2 separate regions of the Homo sapiens genome follow, and region 2 is linked to region 1. Evidence: read pairs that join two places in POLR2A ChIA-PET (ENCODE). Cell type or tissue: PC-9. All regions are shown on one strand.

Evidence for each region. ChIA-PET counts read pairs that join two places held together with the same protein. Peaks named below come from ENCODE experiments on the same cell type or tissue, not always from the same donor. Only the 100,000 strongest peaks of a DNase experiment are listed, where the experiment ranks them.
Region 2: POLR2A ChIA-PET joins it to region 1 with 12 read pairs; 10 of 35 experiments call an interaction of 5 or more read pairs at or near these places.

Annotation. Positions count from the first base shown.
Region 1 is chr11:118,616,615-118,621,614 of GRCh38, reverse strand. The region is part of intron 4 of PHLDB1 (pleckstrin homology like domain family B member 1); the gene reads right to left. Among named protein-coding and RNA genes, the nearest start is that of PHLDB1, 12 kb to the right of the region's middle. RefSeq lists a silencer at 179-268 and an enhancer at 3,062-3,577. In PC-9, no CTCF peak of the experiment used is centred here; DNase peaks (open chromatin) are centred at 324, 844, 1,604 and 1,984; H3K4me3 peaks cover 1,938 bases; H3K27ac peaks cover 2,504 bases.
Region 2 is chr11:118,985,895-118,990,894 of GRCh38, reverse strand. No RefSeq gene overlaps it. Among named protein-coding and RNA genes, the nearest start is that of CENATAC-DT, 9.6 kb to the left of the region's middle. In PC-9, no CTCF peak of the experiment used is centred here; a DNase peak (open chromatin) is centred at 2,394; H3K4me3 peaks cover 481 bases; H3K27ac peaks cover 1,430 bases.

The DNA.
Region 1 (5,000 bases):
AGACGCCCCTCCCAGTCTGAGCTTCTCCAAGCTTGGCTGCTTGGGGACTGTGGCTGGCCCGGGGCTGAGGACTCACCGCCGAAACCGGACCTCCGGACCGCTCGCCCCCGCTAGCTCGGGCCCTCCAGGTCCCGGGCCCGCCCGGAGCCTTTGAGGGGGCGGGCCGACCTCCCGAGCTGCCGGCTCTAGGCTCGGAGCGAGCAGCGAGGCAGCGAGCAGCCGCCAATGCCCGGGGAGGGGCGGGCCGGCCACCAGCGGCGGGGGAAGGGAGCCAGGGAGGGAGGGACAAAGGAGAGGAGGAGGGGAAGAGGAAGTGATGGAGGAGACGAGTGGAGAGCTGGATGGAGAGGGCGGGGCGGGAGGATGCAGAAAGGGAGCCGGCTTGGGATCCTGCATCGAGGGCAGGAAGAAAAGTGGGCGGGAAGGAAAGGTTCAAGGGAGGTGACTGAGTGAAGGAAAGGTGAGAGGTAAGTACAGAGGCCAGAGTGAAGAGCCAGGAGGCAGGAGTGAGGCCAAGCAAAGGACAGGTCTCATTCCCAGCCCCCTGTGGTAAGAGGTCAGTGGCAGCTGGGCTGGCCGGCCCTGACTGGCTGTAGTACCTTGGGCCAGTCACACCCTCTGGCCTCGGCTTCCTTATCTACAGAAAGTCAACTCTGACATTCCATGGGTCCATATCTGAGAGAGAGAGGGAGAGGAAAAGAGCAGGGGCTCTACAGGATCCAGCTAGGTCACTGGGTCCTGCTCTGGCCCTCAGGCTGCCACTGTAACAAGGTCACCCTGGGCTGGGAGTTCAGGCCAAAGCAGTGCTCTGTACAATGCAAGCACTCAGCCCACCTCCTGTCTCCACCCTAAACACCTCCTCTTCCGGCCCCACTCCCCATAGCTCAACTCATGACCCAGAGTGGACCAAGGCACTGCCCTTTCCGGCCAGCCCACTTCCTGGGCCCCTGGGAGCCAGCCCGCACCCCAGCCACAACATCCAGTTGTGCTAGACCCAGCAAAGAGCCCTCCGACCCCAATAAGGTACCCATCCTACTTGGGAAACAGATATCTGGAGCCCGCAAAGTCAGGCTGAGATTCTGAGTCAGGCAGGTGTTTTGTTTTGTTTTGTTCTGTTTTTTTGAGATGGAGTTTCATTCTTGTTGCCCAGGCTGGAGTGCAATGGTGCGATCTCGGCTCACTGCAACCTCCGCCTCCGGGGTTCAAGCGATTCTCCTGCCTCAGCCTCCCATAGCTGGGACTACAGGCATGCGCCACCACACACCCAGCAAATTTTGTATTTTTAGTAGAGATGGGGTTTCTCCATGTTGGTCAGGCTGGTCTCGAACTCCCGACCTCAGGTGATCTGCCCGCCTCGGCCTCCCAAAGTGTTGGGATTACAGGCGTGAGCCACTGCACCCGGCCCAGTCAGGTATTAATACCTACCATCCAGCCAGGTCCCCCAGAGAGTTCCTCTTGTTCCAGGGACCTGGCCCCTGCACACCAGAGCCTTACGGGACACAATGTTTTATGCTCTCAGCAGCTCACACAGCCTGACACAGTGTCTCTCAGATACACACCAACACTTGCTCAGTCACACTGACACTACTTCATCTCTGCATGCTCTGAGTCACACAGACACCCTCATTAAACACACTGTCTCTCACACACCTTTATTCTCATGCACACATCCCCCAGACAACTCCTTTTAGTTACACACTCACCCAGGCATAGCTTTCCTTTCACTTAGTCCCTGGAGAAACTCTGAAATAAAATCAACCTCTTAGATGAATAATCAGGCAAGTTTTCCATTCTTGCTAAACAGCCCACTAGCCCACTCACCCATGCTGCCAACTATATGCATACACATGCACACGCTCACATGTGCACACGTATCTTATTCCCTTCTGAGGAAAAAGGAAGAACCATATAGGGTCAAATGCAAAATGAAGGGAGGCTTTAAAAAAAATCTCCTCAGGAAGAGTGATTCATCGGTCTGGAAACTGTGAGGGCCAGCTGGATAGACCTAGGCAGACACAGAGGATGCCCGCCAATGAGAAATAGGGCAGGAGGCAGACACAAAGAAGTGGGAAGCTGGGAGCCTTGCTCTGCCCTCCTTCTTTTGAGCTTTATTAGTCAAGATCGTTATCAGTCTCATAACAGAAAAAGGTTGAAGGCTTCACTCCCAATTTACAGATGGAATAACTGGGTGGGAAAAAAAAGAGGCTGAATGTCCTAGATCCCAGAGAGAGGCAGCTGGATAACCCAGAGATCCGGCTCCCCAGCCACACTCCTCTGCTGGCCCTCACACAAGCCCCTACCCACCAGTGAGAGGCTTAGGGAATGAAGGAGACTGGAGACCAGGGCTCGGAGGAAATGCTAGGAGTGGATGGGGACCTACTGTCTAGACAGCCTGGGCCCTGAGCTGGTGGCTTTCTGGGTCCTCCCCTGCTTGGTTCCCTCCCAGATCTTTCATGTGGTCTGGCGCTGTGGTCCCAGGGTGGGGCAGCCTAGACCCAGATTGAGATTCCTCCTCATTCCCTTGGTCCTATTCCCAGCTCCACCCCTTGCTCTGTAGAGAAGAGGGCAATGTGGGATGTGCCGAGATGCCTGGGTACAGGGGGTGGAATCAGGACCTTCCTGGCTCCCTCACTTCATGCTCCTATGTTCATAGCTCTGTGCTAAAGGTTGGCATCTGTTTTCTGCCTGCCTCCCCTTTCCCCTGGCCCAGGCATATTCCTGCTGGAAGAGCCTGTCACTGCCATCTCTGCTTGTCATGAAGTGTGTCTCTCCAAGTTGCCTATGGCTGGGCACAGTGCCCAGAATGATGCATCTAAGGCCAAAGCACACTCCTTGTTATTCCCAGAGTAGCCCTTGTTTTTGAAAGAGGAGGGTCCCGTCTACAAGGCCAGATTAGGGGAACAAGGTAGGGAAAATGATCGTCTTGTATATATGCTCACAGATAGGCATATGACTAGTGGGGTCTCATATACACATAGGAGTACACACACAGACATTTTGGTACCATCAGTCCTGAGTTCACCCCTGCCGCCCACTTGAACACACTGATCGATAAACACAAGGAAAGACACAAACACAGGATTCGTAAGCCCAGAGTCACAAACACATCCGGAGCTACATAAACACACTCCGGTTACACAGACACACAGAGATAGCACATGCACCCCCGAGCCACCCAGTTTCCAGGGAAACACACTCCCAAGAATGTCCGGAGTGGGGCCAGGCAGGGCTGGGCTTGGTGCCTTGCTCCAGAGATGAGACAAGGAAACCCTCAGCTCCTGGAGCCCAGGGGAGGGGGAGGACTGGGGAGAAGAACACCCATTCCTTTGTGCCTCTGCCTACCCCTCCACAGGCTGCCAAGCTTCTGAGACAGGCGAGCCCAGACAAGAAGGCTATGGGGGTTGGGGAGGGAAAATGGGAAGGGGTTTAGGGTCAGAAGAGAGTGGGAGGGTACATACTTGGCTGGGTAGGCCTCTGGCTGGAGAAGAGTCGGGAAGGGTCACTGGGGCCACAGGAAATGCTTCAGAATTCCATCTTAGCCCTAGGCTCTCCCCTTCTCAGGGAGCTAAATGATGCATTGGAAAGACTGGACAACAGAAGCATACCCTGCTCACAACATGCAGGGGAACAATGTTCTTACCGATGAATGTGATGGGTTTGGGGCGGGGGTGGTAAGTGCTGGGCCTTCTTTGAACTTTGCCCTGCCTCTCCTTGCTGCTCTATTGTCTCATCTCCATGCTCCCAAATCTTAGAGAAGATGCTCTCTCTGAGACTGAACAGGACTGTTAGGAACCCACTGCCATCATAGCCAAGCCCCAATTTTTGGGGGTTCCTCCTCTCATCCAAAGTCAGAGACCTTGAATCCCTGGAGAAGGCAAGGGCCTACGTACTGCTGCTGGTGGACCTGCCTCCCTGAAGTCAATTGTCCATGCCCTGCCCCCTACCCGAGGGCAGGAAGAAAAGACTGGGGTCAAAAAAAAAAAATTAGCCGGGCGGTGGCAGGTGCCTGTAATCCCAGCTACTTGGGAGGCTGAGGCAGGAGAATCGCTTGAGCCTAGGAGGTGGAGGTTGTAGTGAGCCGAGATCATGCCACTGCACTCCAGCCTGGGCAACAGCGTGAGACTCCGTATCAAAAAAAAAGACGGGGGAAATGTCAGGTCTCCTGGATCAGCTGTGAAGGAAGTGACATTGAAAGGCCTTAAGGAGGATGAAGAGGAGAGAAGGAGACAGTGGAGTGAGTAGGATGGCCACTTCCAAGGGGCTTCTAGGCAGTAAGAGCCCCCAGAAAACAATGCCAGACCATCAGAGCCTGCTCAGAGCCAGGCTTAGCCCAAAGTTCCTGTCCTGCTGTTAGCCTTTAACTTCACCTCTAACCTCCACCCAAATCTGTTTTTCTCATTCTCCTAATCTGACAACTCACTGTATGAACTGATGCCCAGAACCCTGTTTCCAGGGTGAGCACACCTGGTCTGTCAAAGTGCTACCTGGGCCAACCGCTTACCTGCCTGCTAACCATAGTAATTATGGGCCTAGTTTTTATTTATTTTTATTTTTTATTTATTTATTTTTTGAGACGGAGTCTTGCTCTGTTGCCCAGGCTGGAGTGCAATGGTGCCATCTCAGCTCACTACAACCTCTGCCTCCCAGGTTCAAGCGATTCTCCTATCTCAGCTTCCCGAGTAGCTAGGACTACAGGCGTGTGCCACCACGTGTGGCTAATTTTTGTATTTTGGGTAGAGACAGGGTTTCACCATGTTGTCCAGGCTGATCTCGAACTCCTGTCCTCAAGTGATCCACCCACCTCGGCCTACCAAAGTGCTGGGATTGTAGGCGTGAGCCACCATGCCTAGCCAGGGGCCTAGTTTTTAGAGCTACCTTACACAACAGAATGGCCTATTGCTTTGGGTTATATTCGTGACCCAAAAGTTACTGTCAGCAGTCTTGTAACAGGAGCAGGCATGTCCTGAGATTTACCCTTGCCCCATCCCCATCAGGAAGTA
Region 2 (5,000 bases), 370 kb before region 1:
TTGGGAGGCCAAGGTAGGTGAATCACTTGAGATCAGGAGTTCGAAACCAGCCTAGCCAACATGTGGCCAACATAGCGAAACCTGGTCTCTACTAAAAATACAAAAAGCCAGGTGTGTTGGTGCTCACCTGTAGTCCCAGCTACTCAGGAGGTTGAGGCACGAGAATCACTTGAAACCAGGAGGCTGAGGTTGCAGTGAGCTGAGATCATGCCACCGCACTCAAGCCTGGGTGACAGAGCTAGACTGTCTCAAAAAACAAACAGACAAACAAAAACTATAGGCTGGACACGGTAGCTCATGCCTGTAATCCCAACGGGCAGATTGCTTGAGCTCAGGAGTTTGAGACCAGCCTGGGCAACATGGCAAAACCTCTTCTCTACTAAAAATATAAAAAATTAGCCAGGCAGGATTGTGTGTGTCTGTGGTCCCAGCTACCAGGGAGGCTGAGATAGGACGATTACTTGAGCCCAGGAGGCAGAGGTTGCAGTGAGCTGAGATCTTACCACTGCATTCCAGCAAGACTCAGTCTCAAAAAAAAAAAAGAAAAAAAAAAAAAGAAAAATTGTAAAAAGCAATTTCTTGTAAAAAACAAAAACTGTACAGAGGCTACAAACAATTGCCCCATTTATGTTGCCTACCCAGTCCTCAAAGATGGCCATTGCTCTTTGACACCTATATTGATCAAGATGTTTTCTCTGTTTAGACTTCATATATATGTGAACATAATTTCTGCCATATTTGGAGTAATTTTGAACACACTGTTCTCCTACTCTTTTTTAATTCCTCAAATTGTATTTTGGTTATCTTTTTTTTTCCTTTTGAGATGGAGTTTCACTCTTGTTGCCCAGGCTGGAGTGCAATGGTGCCATCTCAGCTCACAACAACCTCCGCCTCCCGGGTTTGAGCGATTCTCCTGCCTCAGCCTCCCGAGTAGCTGGGATTACAGCTATGCACCACCACGCCTGGCTAATTTTGTATTTTTAATAGAAGCAGGGTTTCTCCATGTTGGTCAGGCGGGTCTCGAACTCTCGAACTCAAGTGATCCACCCGCCTCGGCCTCCCAAAGTGCTGGGATTGCAGGCGTGAGTCACCGTGCCTGGCCTTGTGGATATCTTTCTATGTCAGTACATAGAACTTGATATTAAGTGCTATCTATATACTGATGACTCTCAGTGTATTTACATTTTCAGCTCAGACTTCTCTTCTGAACTCTAGACTTATAAATATCTACTTGACATTGACATAACCACCCTGATGTCTCACAGATTCCTTTTTTTTTTTTTTTTGAGATGGAGTTTTGCTCTTGTTGCCTAGGCTGGAGTGCAATGGCGTGAGCTCAGCTCACCACAACCTCCGCCTCCTGGGTTCAAGCTCAAGCAATTCTCCTGCCTCAGCCTCCCAAGTAGCTGGGATTACAGGCATGTGCCACCACACCCAGCTAATTTTGTATTTTTTTTTTTTTTTTTAGTAGAGACGGGGTTTCTCCGTGTTGATCAGGCTGGTCTCGAACTCCCCACCTCAGGTGATCCACCCACCTCGGCCTCCCAAAGTGCTAGGATTACAGGCGTGAGCCACTGTGCCCGGCCCCACCCCCCCGCTTTTTTTTTTGAGATGGAGTCTTGCTCTGTCACCCAGGCTGGAGTGCAGCTGTGTGATCTCAGCTCAGGGCAACTTCTGCCTCCTGGGTTCACGCAATTCTCTTGTCTCAGTCTCCTGTGTAGCTGGGATTACAGGCGCGTGCCACCACGTCTGGCTATTTTTTTTTTTCTTTTTCTTTTTTTGAGACAGTGTCTAGCTCTGTCACCCAGGCTGGAGTGCAGTGGCGCGATCTCGGCTCACTGCAACCTCTGCCTCCTGGGTTCAAACGATTCTCCTGCCTCAGCCTCCCAAGTATCTGGGATTACAGGCGCCCGCCACCACGCCCAGCTAATTTTTGTATTTTTAGTAGAGACAGGGTTTCACCCTGTTGGCCAGTCTGGTCTCAAACTCCTGACCTCATGATCCGCCTGCCTCAGCCTCCCAAAGTGCTGGGATTACAAGCGTGAGCCACCGTACCTGGCTAATTTTTGCATTTTTAGTAGAGACGGGGTTTCACCATGTTGGCCAGGCTGGTCTCAAACTCCTGAACTCAGTGATCCTCCCACCTCAGCCTCCCAAAGTGCTGGGATTATAGGTGTGAGCCACCGCCCCTGGCCTCACAGATTCCTTTTTTTTTTTTTTTAATTGGAGACAGGATCTTGCTCTGTCACTACTCAGGCTGGAGTGCAGTGGCACAATTATGACTCACTGCAGGCTTGATCCCCCTGGGCTCAAGCAATCCTCCCACCTCAGCCTCCCAAGTAGCTGGGACCACAGGCACACGCCACCACGCCCAGCTTATTTATTTTTTGTAGAGAGGAGGTCTCACCAGGTTGCCCAGGCTGGTTTCCAACTCCTGGGCTCAAGTGATCCACCCACCTCTGCCTCCCCAAGTACTGGGATTACAGGTGTGAGCCATCGTGCCCGGACTTGTCTCACAGATACTAAACACAGAACGCTCAAACCTGCTACTCCTGCAGGCTTCCTCTCCTCACCATTCACCTACTTGCTCAAACCAAAAACCTCAGAGTCATTCTTGCCTTTTCCTTCTTTTTTTTTTTTTTTGAGACAGAGTCCCGCTCTGTCACCCAGGCTGGAGTGCAGTGGCGCGATCTGGGCTCACTGCAGGCTCCACCTCCCAGGTTCATGCCATTCTCCTGCCTCAGCCTCCAGAGTAGCTGGGAATACAGGCGTCTGCCACCACACCGGCTAATTTTTTGTATTTTTAGTAGAGATGGGGTTTCACTGTGTTAGCCAGGATGGTCTCGATCTCCTGACCTCGTGATCCGGCTGCCTCAGCCTCCCAAAGTGCTAGGATTACAGGCGTGAGCCACCACGCCCGGCCATTCTTGCCTTTTCTTCTCCTGCAGTCACTACTATTGACTTGTTTTTTCGACCTCCACGATGCATCATCAAATTGTTCTTCTCCCTGTCTCCATCTCTACTGCCACTACTCCTCCAACCGGCCTGATTTACCGCAGTCACCTCCTAATGGGTGTTCCTGCTTCCATGTTGGCTTCTCCCCACAACAAGCCACTTTCAATGAATGGCTAATTGTGATTAACAACGACAACAACAAACAGTTATGTAAGTTACTTCAATTACTTTCCACCATACTGGAAAAAAATCCAAATGCCCTGTCATAGCCTAGGAAAGCCTACCCTGCCCCTCTCCCAGTTTTACCTTGGATCTTTCTGCCCTTGTTTAGTGTATTCTCTCTTCCATGGTCTTATCCCGTTTGCTCAAAAGGCCAAGGTATGTCTCTACCTCCAGGGCTTTGTCCATTCTAATGCCTCTATTAGAATGCTTTTCCTCCGGCCTGGGGCGGTGGCTTATGCTTGTAATCCCAACACTTTGGGAAGCCAAGGCAGGGAGATCACGAGGTCAGGAGTTCAAGACCAGCCTGGCCAACATGGTAAAACCCTGTCTCTACTAAAGGTACAAAAAGTTAGCCGGGTGTGGTGGTGTGCCCCTGTAATCCCAGCTACTCGGGAGGCTGAGGCAGGAGAAGCTTGAACCCGGGAGGCAGAGGTTGCAGTGGGCCAAGATTGTGCCATTGCACTCCAGCCTGGGTGACGGCACAAGACTCTGTCTCAAAAAAAAAAAAAAAAAGTAAAGGAATGCTTTTCCTTTCTGTTCTTCAGCCTGGCTAACTTCTCCTCATGCTACAGGTCTCAGTTAAAATGTCACTTTCTTAGAAAGGTCCTCTCTGATCTCCCCTCCAATCTAAATTAGATGCCAATATTGCTTTCTCTCAAAATAACTCCATCTTTTTTTTTTTTTTTTTTTTTGAGAAGGAGTCTCACTCTGTTGCCCAGGCTGGAGTGTAATGGCATGATCTCTTCTCACTGCAACCTCCGCCTCTCAGGTTCAAGTGATTCTCCCGCCTCAGCCTCCCGAGTAGCTGGGATTATAAGCACCCACCATCATGTCCAGCTAATTTTTGTATTTTTGTAGAGACAGGGTTTCACCATGTTGGCCAGGCTTGGTCTTGAACTCCTGACCTCAGGCGATCTTGCTTTGGCCTCCCAAAGTGCTGGGATTACAGGCATGAGCCACCATGCTTGGCCAATAACCCAATCTTTACTCAATATTACCATTGTGCATTATTGCACATAATTAGTGTATTGGTTTAGTATCTTTACATCTAGACTGAAAACTGTGAGGAACCATTTGGGTTTCTTTGCTGTATCCCTAACACCTGGCAAGGGCCTGGTATAGTGAAAATGCGTAACAAATAATTGTTGAAGTCTAGGCACGGTGGCTCACACCTGTAATCCCAACACTTTGAGAGGCTGACGTGGGTGGATCACTTGACCTCAGGGAGGGTACAAGACCAGCCTGGGCAACATGGTGAAACCCCATCTCTACTAAAAATACAAAAATTAGCAGGACGTGATGGCACATGCCTGTGGTCCCAGCTACTCAGGAGACTGAGGCAGCAGAATTGCTTGAACCTGGGAGGTGGAGGTTGCAGTGAGCCGGGATTGCGATCCTGCCTAAAAAAAGAAAAATAACAAAATAATTGATAAGTGAAAACTAGGTGCAAGTATAGGAGTTGAGAGCAAAGTGGGCAAAGGCAGATTTTTTCTTAGTAAACGCTGTATTGTTTTGTACTTTCTTTCTGATCTGCTGCATTTTGGGATCCACTTGCAACTTAAACCTGATGTTGGCCAGGTGTGGTGGCTCACACCTGTAATCTAGTACTGTTGGAGGCCGAGGCGAGTGGATTGCCAGAGCTCAGGAGTTTGAGACCAGCCTGGGCCACATGATGAAACTTCGTCTTTAGTAAAATACAAAAATTAGCCAGATACGGTGGTGCACGCCTGCAGTCCCAGCTGCTTGGGAGGCTGAGGCAGGAGAATCGCTTGAACCTGGGAGGCGGAAGTTGCAATGGGATGAGATTGCTCCATTGCACTCCA